Regions from separate parts of the Homo sapiens genome. Here region 1 is linked to region 2. A link is a contact called in ENCODE Hi-C or POLR2A ChIA-PET data. All regions are on one chromosome and are shown on one strand. Each heading gives the region's core, a stretch centred on a gene start or an enhancer-like site at or near the end of the contact. The rest is flanking DNA. Distances are from core to core; before and after follow the strand shown. Region 1 overlaps LINC00607 (long intergenic non-protein coding RNA 607). Region 2 overlaps LINC00607 (long intergenic non-protein coding RNA 607).

The links. A loop is a pair of places that touch in the nucleus more often than their neighbours do. ChIA-PET counts read pairs that join two places held with the same protein, here RNA polymerase II (POLR2A). Pooled maps may share reads with other maps.
Region 1: a loop to region 2 is called in a pooled map, with 2.0 times the contacts of the local background. The contact joins two enhancer-like sites. A Hi-C loop is called at or near these places in 1 of 168 maps with a recorded cell type or tissue (PC-3) and 1 of 50 pooled maps. POLR2A ChIA-PET finds 5 or more read pairs at or near these places in 2 of 52 experiments (HepG2 and IMR-90).

Annotation. Positions count from the first base shown.
Region 1 is chr2:215,809,561-215,814,511 of GRCh38, forward strand. All of the region lies in intron 1 of LINC00607 (long intergenic non-protein coding RNA 607), which reads right to left. Among named protein-coding and RNA genes, the nearest start is that of LINC00607, 32 kb to the right of the region's middle. Within about 2 kb of position 2,216, at least 2 of the 41 ENCODE cell types and tissues checked have a DNase peak (open chromatin) inside an H3K27ac peak, as active enhancers do.
Region 2 is chr2:215,747,258-215,752,336 of GRCh38, forward strand. It overlaps LINC00607 (long intergenic non-protein coding RNA 607), which reads right to left. Exons shown (of 10, transcript NR_037195.1): 2 at 2,986-3,160; 3 at 47-137. Among named protein-coding and RNA genes, the nearest start is that of LINC01614, 32 kb to the left of the region's middle. Within about 2 kb of position 2,539, at least 11 of the 41 ENCODE cell types and tissues checked have a DNase peak (open chromatin) inside an H3K27ac peak, as active enhancers do.

The DNA.
Region 1 (4,951 bases), core at 966-3,465, 62 kb after region 2:
GAAGGAGCAGGGCCAGGCACAGTGGCTCATGCCTATAATCCCAGCACTTTGGGAGGCCGAAGTGGGTAAAACAAGTGAGGTCAGGAGTTCAAGACCAGCCTGGCCAACATGGGGAGACCCCTTTTTTTGTATTTTTTTAGTAGACAAGGAGTTTCCCATCTGGGCGTGCTGGTGCATGCCTGTAATCCCAGCTACTCGGGAGGCTGGGGCACAAGAATCGCTTGAACCCAGGAGAAGGAGGTTGCAGTGACCTGAGATCATGCCACTGTACTCCAGCCTGGGTGACAGAGTGAGGGAAAAAAAAAAAAAAGAAGGGACAGGGTCAAAGCAATACTTCTATGAATATACCTTGTTTTGTATATTTGAATTTGGTACAGTGTAAATACTTTGCATAATTATAAAACAAAATTAAACATAACAAAATCAGATACTTAACAATTGAGAGCAAAATTAGTCAAGTAAATACAACTGTGTATCAGATGGATGGCAAAACCACATAGAGGAACTATTCCAAATGACTTTGAAACATTGTAAACTGACTATAAATTTCTATTGAGATATACTCTGTGGACAAAAAGAACTGCAAATAAATCTTAAAATTATCAAATCACTGCAGCTAGTGGTAGGTATTGTTATTCTGAGACTGTCGTGTGCATTGTGAGATTAAGCAAATAAGTAATTGTCTTGGTGCCATCAGAAACCAGGATTTTTGTCATGAGAGAAAGGAAATACAAACGTAAGATGCAGAAGATTGAGTTAAAAGTCCTATTCTATATTTGAATATATATAAATTCATGATGTATTTTATTTAAAAATATATATATATTTCCTACCTCTATCCTCTGAAAAGATCAACCTAAGAGCAATGAGGAGTCTTAATTCTCATATTGCTGTTTCTAGTCATCATTTCCAAATCAAAGCAATCATGCACCTGTAATCCCAGCACTTTAGGAGGCCGAGGTGGGTGGATCACCCTCCTCGAGGTCAGGAGTTCAAGACCAGCCTGACCAACATGGTGAAACCCCCATCTCTACTAAAAATACAAAAATTAGCGGGCGTGGTGGTGCGCACCTGTAATCCCAGCTACTCAGGAGGCTGAGGCAGGAGAATCTCTTGAACCTGGGAGGTGGAGGTTGCAGTGAGCCAAGATCTTGCCACTGCACTCCAACCTGAGTGACAGAGCGAGACTCTGTCTCAAAAAAAAAAAAAAAAAAAAAAGGAAAAGAAAAAAAGAAAAAGAAAAAATGGCTGATTCCAAGTCTGAGAAAGGAAAAGTAGAGGATGAGCCTAGAACATTTTGTCATACTAGACAACGAGGAGGCTCTCAGAGATTACTGAGATTGCTCAAAAGATTCAAAAGACAACTTGAATAGGTTGCCACTGGCCAAAGATAAACTAATTCGACACTTCAGAACACTCACTTCCATTCTTTGAAATCTGTGCTTCCTAGGTGGCTATCTTCAGACTTTGCATTTGAACACTTTAAACTAGATTTTGACCCTTTTGATTATTTTAGGATGACATTTTGGTGACCCAGATGGGACCCAAAGCAAGCCGCCAGTGATCCCCACCATTTCACCAACAACAGTCAGGGCACTGGTATTAGCATGAATGACTTTTGTTCACTCGACCTCACTAGAGCCAGGAGGAGTCTCTGGTGAGGTTCCTCTTCAAGTTCAAATCTCCCTGATTTTTGTTGATATTCAGACCTTATTCAAGCCACCTAATTCCACGCTCAATAGAGCTGGAATTAAAGCTCTGCTTTTCAGGTAAGGTTTTGGGTTTTGTTCTCTAGAGATTCTGCTCTTTGCAGGTTTTGTTTTGTTTATTTTGTGTTTTGTTTTGTTTTTATAGACAGAGTCTTGCTTTTTTTTATAGACAGAGTCTTGCTCTGTTGCACAGGCTGGAGTGCAGTGGTGCACTCATGGCTCACCGCAGCCTCAAACTCCTAGGCTCAAAGAATCCTCCCACCTCATCCTCAGGAGAAGCTGGGACTGTAGGTGCAGGGCCACCATGCCTGGCTAACTTACTTTCTGTAGAGACAGGGTCTCATTATGTTGCCCAGGCTCATCTCCAATACTTAGCCTCAAGTGATCCTCTCAAAGTGCTGGGATTACAGGCATGAGCTACTGTGCCTGTCCTATAGATTTAGGTTAACAGTTGTTTGTTGAACTATGCATTAGAGTTTGTGCAGCCTTTGCTCTCATTCGCACTATGGTCAGGAAAGGAAACCATTTCTCTCTCTGAAAAGAGGAAGTGAATTTTTTTGTGGTTTAAGCAAAGTTTGTAATTAAAAAAAAAAAAAACTGGCTAAACTTGGAAGCTGGGTTCATTTGACATATCTAAAGTCCCTTCTGAGTGGCCAAAGCCAGGGAAAAGCTTTTAATCAGAATGAAGATAAATCCTGAAGATAAGGGACACTATTCTTCCTGGACAAAATGTACCTTAGGCAACTAGGTTCCTGTGGGAGTGTTTGAGCTCATTGCTTGTGATGTGCAATGGTCCCATAGGCAATCCTCAAAGAAGAACACAGGGGGAATCTTGCTTAACCCAGGGGGCCCCATGAAAGGCTGCTCTCCCTGTGCCTTAAGCACCCAGGACTCATGGGTTTTGCCAAGATGTGTAAGAGGGGAGAAGCAACTCGTAGGTGACACCTTGAGGAGTAATCCTCATTGGGCAGCACACCACATCCAAAACATCTTTCACTTTCAGCTTAAAAAGAACTTAATTTATGGGCAGTTATCTATGTAAAACCACATCTTCCTTCTGAAAGGAGAGATCAACCTATGGAAACTCCAGTTGGATTCCTAGGCAATACTTATGGGGCCACCTCCTGTCAATATCTAGAGAAATAGTCTTAACCCGTGAAGACACCAAACTACAATGGCCAAAATGAGATACTTTTGAAATACCTAAATTAGTTTATTTACACACACAACTAGAAAAACAGCTCTAAAATTAAACAATAATTGGGAGAGTTACTTCCAATGGTACTTAGACCTTTTCAAGAGAGGCTCTGACAAAGTTCTTTCCCTATAGGAAGAAGACATAAAGCTCTCCAAAACCACTTCTGAATTAAAGACAACTGCTTTAATATGCAACAAATGTTAGGCTGTGGTGAGCTCAGGTAATTGAGACTCCAGAAGCAAGTAGAACCGATGTATTGAACAGGCGAACTTCTAGGGGATTAAGGATATAGATGACTGTTAAAGGTCAGCATCCCCCTAATTCTGTCCTTCACATTACAATCTCTAGGTCCAATCATCTAAACCCTGTCACTCTTCTACCTCTGGCTTCAGATGAGAGGGCACAAGATTGCAAAATCTTAACCAACCGCTTCTCTCTCCCAGACAGACCTCCAGGAGACTCCCCTTCCTAGCACTGATGTTGTTTGGTTTACAGATGGATCTAACTTAAAGGATGAATCTGGGACTTATTGTGCAGGTTATGCTATAGTATCTTTAATGGGAGAAATAGAAAGTGATTGCCTTCCAGGAGCCACATTCACTCAACAAGCAGAACTGGTAGCATTAATCAGGGCCTGTCAACTGGCAAAAGGAATAACTGCTAATATTCATGCAAGCAGCAGATCTGCTTTTGGAGTTGCTCATGATTTTGGAATGCTATGGAAACAAAGAAGGTTTTTAACCACTTCTGACCAGTCTGTAAAAATTGGACACCTTATTTCACAATTGCTAGAAGGCTTATTATTATACCAAGATCACTGCCCATTATTAAAATCCCAGATCACCCCAAATCAGATACTCCAGAAAGCAAAGGAAATCAGCTAGCTGATAAGGCAGCAAAAAGAGCTGCACTAAATGCATCTAAACAAGAAAAGTAACCTATATTAACTTTTAAAGAAGCACCTGAATTTGACAAAAAATGAGCTAAGTACAGAGCTCCAGAAGCTGAACAGGAAAATTGGAAGACGAAAAGGAGAACATACTCTCCCAAAGATGAGGTGTGGTGTGGGCCAAATAATTTACCTATGCTTCCTGCTGAATTACAGTCGTCATTTTTAACCTATAGACGTGATTCAACTCATTGGAGCCTTGATGAAATGGTTGCTTGGGGAAAACAATACTTTCAAAAACCATCTCTGATTATAGCTCACAAGGTATACAATCACTGCCATGTATCTGCTCAAAATATAATCTAGGGAAACCTTTACACAGTTCCCGAGGACATTTGCCTTTAACTGAAGGCCCCTATGAAGTACGACAATTAGATTCTATTCAGCTGCCACCACTGCAAGGATACCATTATGTTCTAGTGATTATTTGCATGTTTTCTCATTGATTAGAAGTCTATCCATGTAGAAGAGTGACTGACTGACTGCCTTAGCAGTAAGTAAAATTCTTTCAGGAAAGATTATTCTGACTTGGGGAGCTCCCTTAAAACTCCACAGTGACAGAGGTACTCATTTTACCAGACAGAAAATTCAGTCAGTATGTAAAAGTTGGCCTCTCCTCCAACACTTTCATTGTGCGTGTCATCCCCAATCATTTAGATTGGTGGAGCATACAAATTGAATAATTAAGATTCAATTGGCAAAAATAACAGAAGTTTTAAAGATTCCATGGCCAAAGTCTCTTCCATTGGTTTTTCTTAACCTAAGATCAGTCTCATTTAGAAAATGTCAGTTGTTGCTATAACTGGCAAACCTATGAATCTGTCCCCATGGAATTGTAACTCCTTAATTGTAAAGGGAGACATGTTCCCTTATTGTTATTACCTTATGAAACAATTAACTAAAAATTATAATCTAGTAAAAGATTATTAGAGACCTCTCAGGAAATGAAGAATTAAAGACTCACAGTCTTTAACCAGGGAATTTTGTTTATTGGAAATGACATATTTTAAAAGACTGTTTCTGACCGAAGTAGAAGGGCCCTTCCAAAGTGTCCCTTACTAAACCTCGTGCTGTTAAATGAGAAAAAATAGACTC
Region 2 (5,079 bases), core at 1,289-3,788:
GCTAGTTCAGCAAAAATATGACTAGACAGAAAAGGATTACACTAACCATTCAATGTGAGAAATTCTGGGTTAAAAGGTGAACCAATCCTCTTCCTACAGCGTCTGAGGGTCATTGAGAGGTACTGAGTATTCTGGGCCTGCAAAAGAAAGGCAGATGAGTCAGTGTTAACCAAACAGATTTGGCTACCACACTTTCTCCAAGAGAATCTTATGTGACTTGTGTTAAATAATGAATTAAATAACACAGGTATAAATGTTTACCCATGGAGCCTGGCAGATCACCCACATACAGTCAGTGTATGTTGACTCTGAATCAGATTATAACACAGTAGTCATGGCAGTAAGCCACAGTGAGATGACCGGGACCAAAATCACAGATGTCCTAGCATTTGGGTGATAGAATAAATCAATCTCCTGCTACTAGATGTGACTATCCTGTGGATAAATAGCGGGACTACTAGGTTGGGCTTACTAGGTAGTGCTCTGATAGATTCTCTCTCTCTCTTTCTCTCTCTCTCTGTATATATACATATATATATGTTTTCATTGGCTGCATGGAGCTTTAGTTTTTATTTTTATTTTTCAGAGACAGAGTCTCACTCTGTCATCCAGGCCGGAATGGAATGGTGCAATCATAGCTCACTGCAGCCTTGATCTCCTGGGCTCACACAATCCTCCCACCTTAGCCTCCCAAGTAGCCAGGACTACAGGCACATGCCACTACACCTAGCTAATTTTTTTTTTATTTTTATAGAGACAGGAGCTCCATATGTTGCCCAGACTGGTCTCAAACTCCTGGGCTCAAGCAATCTTCCCGCCTCATCCTCCCAGAGTGCTGTGATTATAGATGTGAGCTGCGCCCAAGCGGCCCTGATAGAGTATTTTTTTTTTTAAACATCAGGCCAGACCATACTCCTGTAGAAAGGGAAGAGGTTTACTCCTGAAAAGAGAGGCTAGTCCCAGTGTCACACTTATCTGAGGAGGAGGTGGGAAAACGGCACTCTGAAGGCAGGCCTTAGCCAGATAGGACAGAATTCCTAGCCTTTCTCTCTCCCTCTGAACTTTGAGTTGGCTCAGTTGGCTTGGGAGCAAAGCTTAAAGATGGCTTTGGACACACAAACCCAGCCCTGAAGAAGACAAGAAGGCATCCGGTAAGATATCTCAAGCTGAAGACTAACGCATCTTACTTTACAAAGTGTATTTCTCATTTTATGTTCCTCTTTTATTCGATGTTTTTGTTAAAAATCTAGCCTTCTGTGAGAGCCTTTAAAAATGCTTCAGCTGTGCTGGAGGAACTAAGGTCATGCTGGGGGTGCATGCTAGGAGAGGCGTGTCATCTGAGGCCAGCATGATCATGCCTGGTGTGACTCTTGGAGTGAACTTCTCAGTTCACATCCCTGGCCCCTTCCCAGGGACTTGCCCCGATTCAGTGAGGTGAGTTCCAGAGGTCGTGTCTTTACTTGGTGACATGAGCCAGGGCTACTTTCTTCAGGGCTGAATGCCTAAATGAAGCCGGGCTAATCATATTGTCTTTCCTGGAAATGTGGAGATTTGTGTTCAGAGGACCGGCACCTGAGGGTCCTGGAGCTGAGCCACAGAGCATCCTAAAGGGAAAGTCCAGATATTCCCACAGTTAAGGTCTCTGGAGCCTCCCTACTTCTTACCCTGCTGAGGTTTGGTTTTTAAACTCAGATCTTCTCAATACATTTTTCTTTTTACTTAAACTGGACAAAGTCTGTTTCTCCCCCTTTAATCAAATGAATCTCAATTAATACATAGCAGCGGCAGTCAATTTTTTTTTTTTAAAGAAATCTCCAAAGGCAAGGTAAGTAGTGGCGTATAGGAATAGCAGGCTTGAAGCTCTACCATTCAGTGGTAACCCTAAGTAAATCCCTAAGTGGAGAATCCTAAGTAAAATAGAGGTACAGTTACCAAATAATCAGGGTAGATCCCAGGGGTCAAAATCTGAGGAGAGTTAGCCTCAGGGAAGTGGAGCCATGATGTACCAGCAGCTGAGCACCAAGGAGAAAACAGAACACAAAGCATTAAACAGGCTGCCCAGTGGATGGTCAAAATAGGGGACAGGTGTGAGCAGAGTTTAGCTAAGGAGCTAAAGTTCAGAGGAATGACCTCAGGCTTAGACAAACTGAAACTCAGGGCAGGGACACAAGTCAGGGTGACAAAACACTACCCAGTGGGATCATAGGTCAAAGCAGAAGCCCAGTTACCAGAACTGGAGCACGAGGTCAGAGCAGGGCAGCTCATCAGTGTGTAACCAATGCTGCTGGACTCCTCAGTTTCCCAACAAGGGACAGGTCTGGTCCCACAGTCTGGAGCAGGGCTAAGGCTGCAGGCAGGGGTGAAGAACAAGGCAGCCGGGGTGTGGGGACAGGGAGTCAGTGCTCACACTGCGATCTCGCAGCCTTCTTCTCCATAGTGACACAGCCCTGGGGCCTCTGCTCAGCCCCTGAGCTTCCAAGCAGAAAGAGCTGTAGGAGAGGATGAAGTAAGTCAGGGAAACGGAGCCACCGTCATCAGCCTGGAGCCCTTGTCCTGCATGGAGTGGCGCGTGGGGGCGGAGGAGAGGGAGAGCTGCTTTTGTTTGTTTATTTCCTCATAGCAACTCACAAACTTAGCCAAATACAGATACAAATGAAGTGCATGAAAACTTTCCTAACTTCCTGACTCAGAATCGTTACTAAATATATAGATCAGATGTAGGCGGACGAAGGCAGAATTGTAGGTTCCACCTAACAGTCCTCAAACACTGCTGCCCCTGTGCCCCTCCATGTAGAAAGAGCTCCCAAAGGTCACCAGGATGTGCTTGCCGTTTTGCTCAGTATTTTCTAAAATAATCAAAATGGAAACTGAAAATTCACCTTCCTCATGTCTCCTAACCTCAGAGGAGCCAAGCACAACTGGAGAGGCTTGGTCGAAATTGATGATTGATTGATTAGTTATCCTCTCTTTAGTGCCCTCTCTCACCTTACTCCTCATTTACTCCTGTGACAGGCCATGACGGGGGCTCACAGGACTGAAGATATGGCTACAGTTCCCATGGGGTGCAGGTGATTCCAGCAGGCTGAGACGAAGTTTCAGCACAGAGGGCATGGATGAGTTGGTGTTTCCATGAGAGGAAGGATTGGATAGGTCACGCATTCTGAAACAGATTTGCAAGGGTCTTTAGAAGTTATCTGGCTCCAGTGTGCATCATCTGATGAAACTGGTTTATCTAGCAGTTGGCAAAGGGTAAGGTTATTCTTAATGAATATTTCCATGAGGGCCCAGGATTAGGTGTATCAACATGTTCATTCCTAGATTTCAGCTGTCCTTGAAGAAACTGGTAGAGGGGAAGGGAGAGGGAGTGGAGGCAATTGTAGAATAGAGAGGATCATATCAGACCTTGTCATGAAGGTAGTGTAAGCCTCAAAAGAATTTGTCACCAAGCTCCACAAAAGAAATAAAAACTTTTCCCTTCTTCCTTTTGTAATCTACCTTTACTGAATTTGGACTACATAAACTCATTTGTTTTCAATTTAACCGCTATGTGATTAGTGGGGTAGGTTGCCAGAATATGCAGAAAAGAAAATAAAAATACTGTAAATCAAGTTTTCCCATTCTTCACCCCTGCCGCCTTTGCATTTGGGGACCTTCAAAGCTCCTGGCAGGATGTGGCTTTGACTCTGGGTTTTCTCATGTACAGCCCTTAGAAGAGTGCTTGGCACATAACAAATGCTGTGTAAGCATTTGCGATTAGTAGTAACATTTGTAGTCACATTTGTACCTTTCATGTAGAATTCCCTACCCTTAATCCAGCCAACTCCTACCTTCCCTGATAGACCACGGCCTTCATCACTGTCCAGGGCTTAGGGCTTACAGAATTTAACTCTGAATACTTTGATTAAAATCATTGTTTCTACAGATGAGAAAGTTAAAAAGGACTCCCCACTTTATGTAGCTCTTGGAGAGGGAACTTGATGATTAAGCTACTCTCAATTATTAATACTGAGAAGAAGAAAAATGTGCAGGCAGTCCTCACTGCCATCCCCTCTTAAATTCCATCCATCTGCTGCCTGGATGGTGCTGACAAACCCCTATTTCACTTTTCACTTCATTGATTCACTCATTCAACAGTTTCCCTGCTGATTCATCCGTCTCAAAGTCAACTTGTTAACATTTTACCTTACCAATTCAGGAACACCAGCGGTTGGAAAAAGAATGTAAGTACTGGTTACTCCATAGCAGGAGATGAAAAGATGATTCATTCCTTACCATTCCTCTGCTTTCAATTACTTTTGTAAGAATACCATGTAGCAAAAGCTGAGGTGCCCTGCATGCAGTCAAAAACGTATTTTTGCACCTTTTTCATTCATGGATCCATAGGATTCTACTAGACAGTCCTCTCCCATTTAGGATTGTCTGTTCTCAATATCATAGACTAAATACAAACAACTGTGAAAGGCAGCTGTTCACAATGAAGCAGCCACAAAGCTAAGCACAAAGGTATTCTGCAGTGGTTTTTGAGCTTCAACTATCCAACTTGATTCATTCCCTGTAAGTCCAGTTTTCCCTAGCCTGCAAACATAAATAAGGAAAGTCATTTTCCTATTATTTACAGCAACTTCAAGACTCCATTTATCAAATTAGCTGGGCCACAGTCCCCTTCCCCAGGAATCCTCAAAGGTGGTGGTATTTCATGTGCTTTCCTGAGTCAGTTAATCTCTGCTTCCATGGGCTCAGGCCATCAATCTCCACTCCGTCCACTGGCCACTTAGGCCAACTGCCAGTTGCCATTTACTCCTCTAGAACTGCTGACCTGCCTATGGCGAATGCTGCTATTTCCATGCCACTCTTGGTTGAGGAGGGAAGGGAAAAGTGGGATGCACTCCCTCCCTGTTCCTTGCGTGTCTGGTGTATAAGAGATATTTCCTTGACACAGCTGAAACCAGGCTGTAACTTTTGACAACACTTCATTTAAGGTCCTGAGATAACAGGGGGGAATAGTAACCTTGCAGCTCCAAATGTAGTTCATGCACAGCAGCCTCAGCATCACCTGGGAGTTGGAGAGCAATTCGAAAT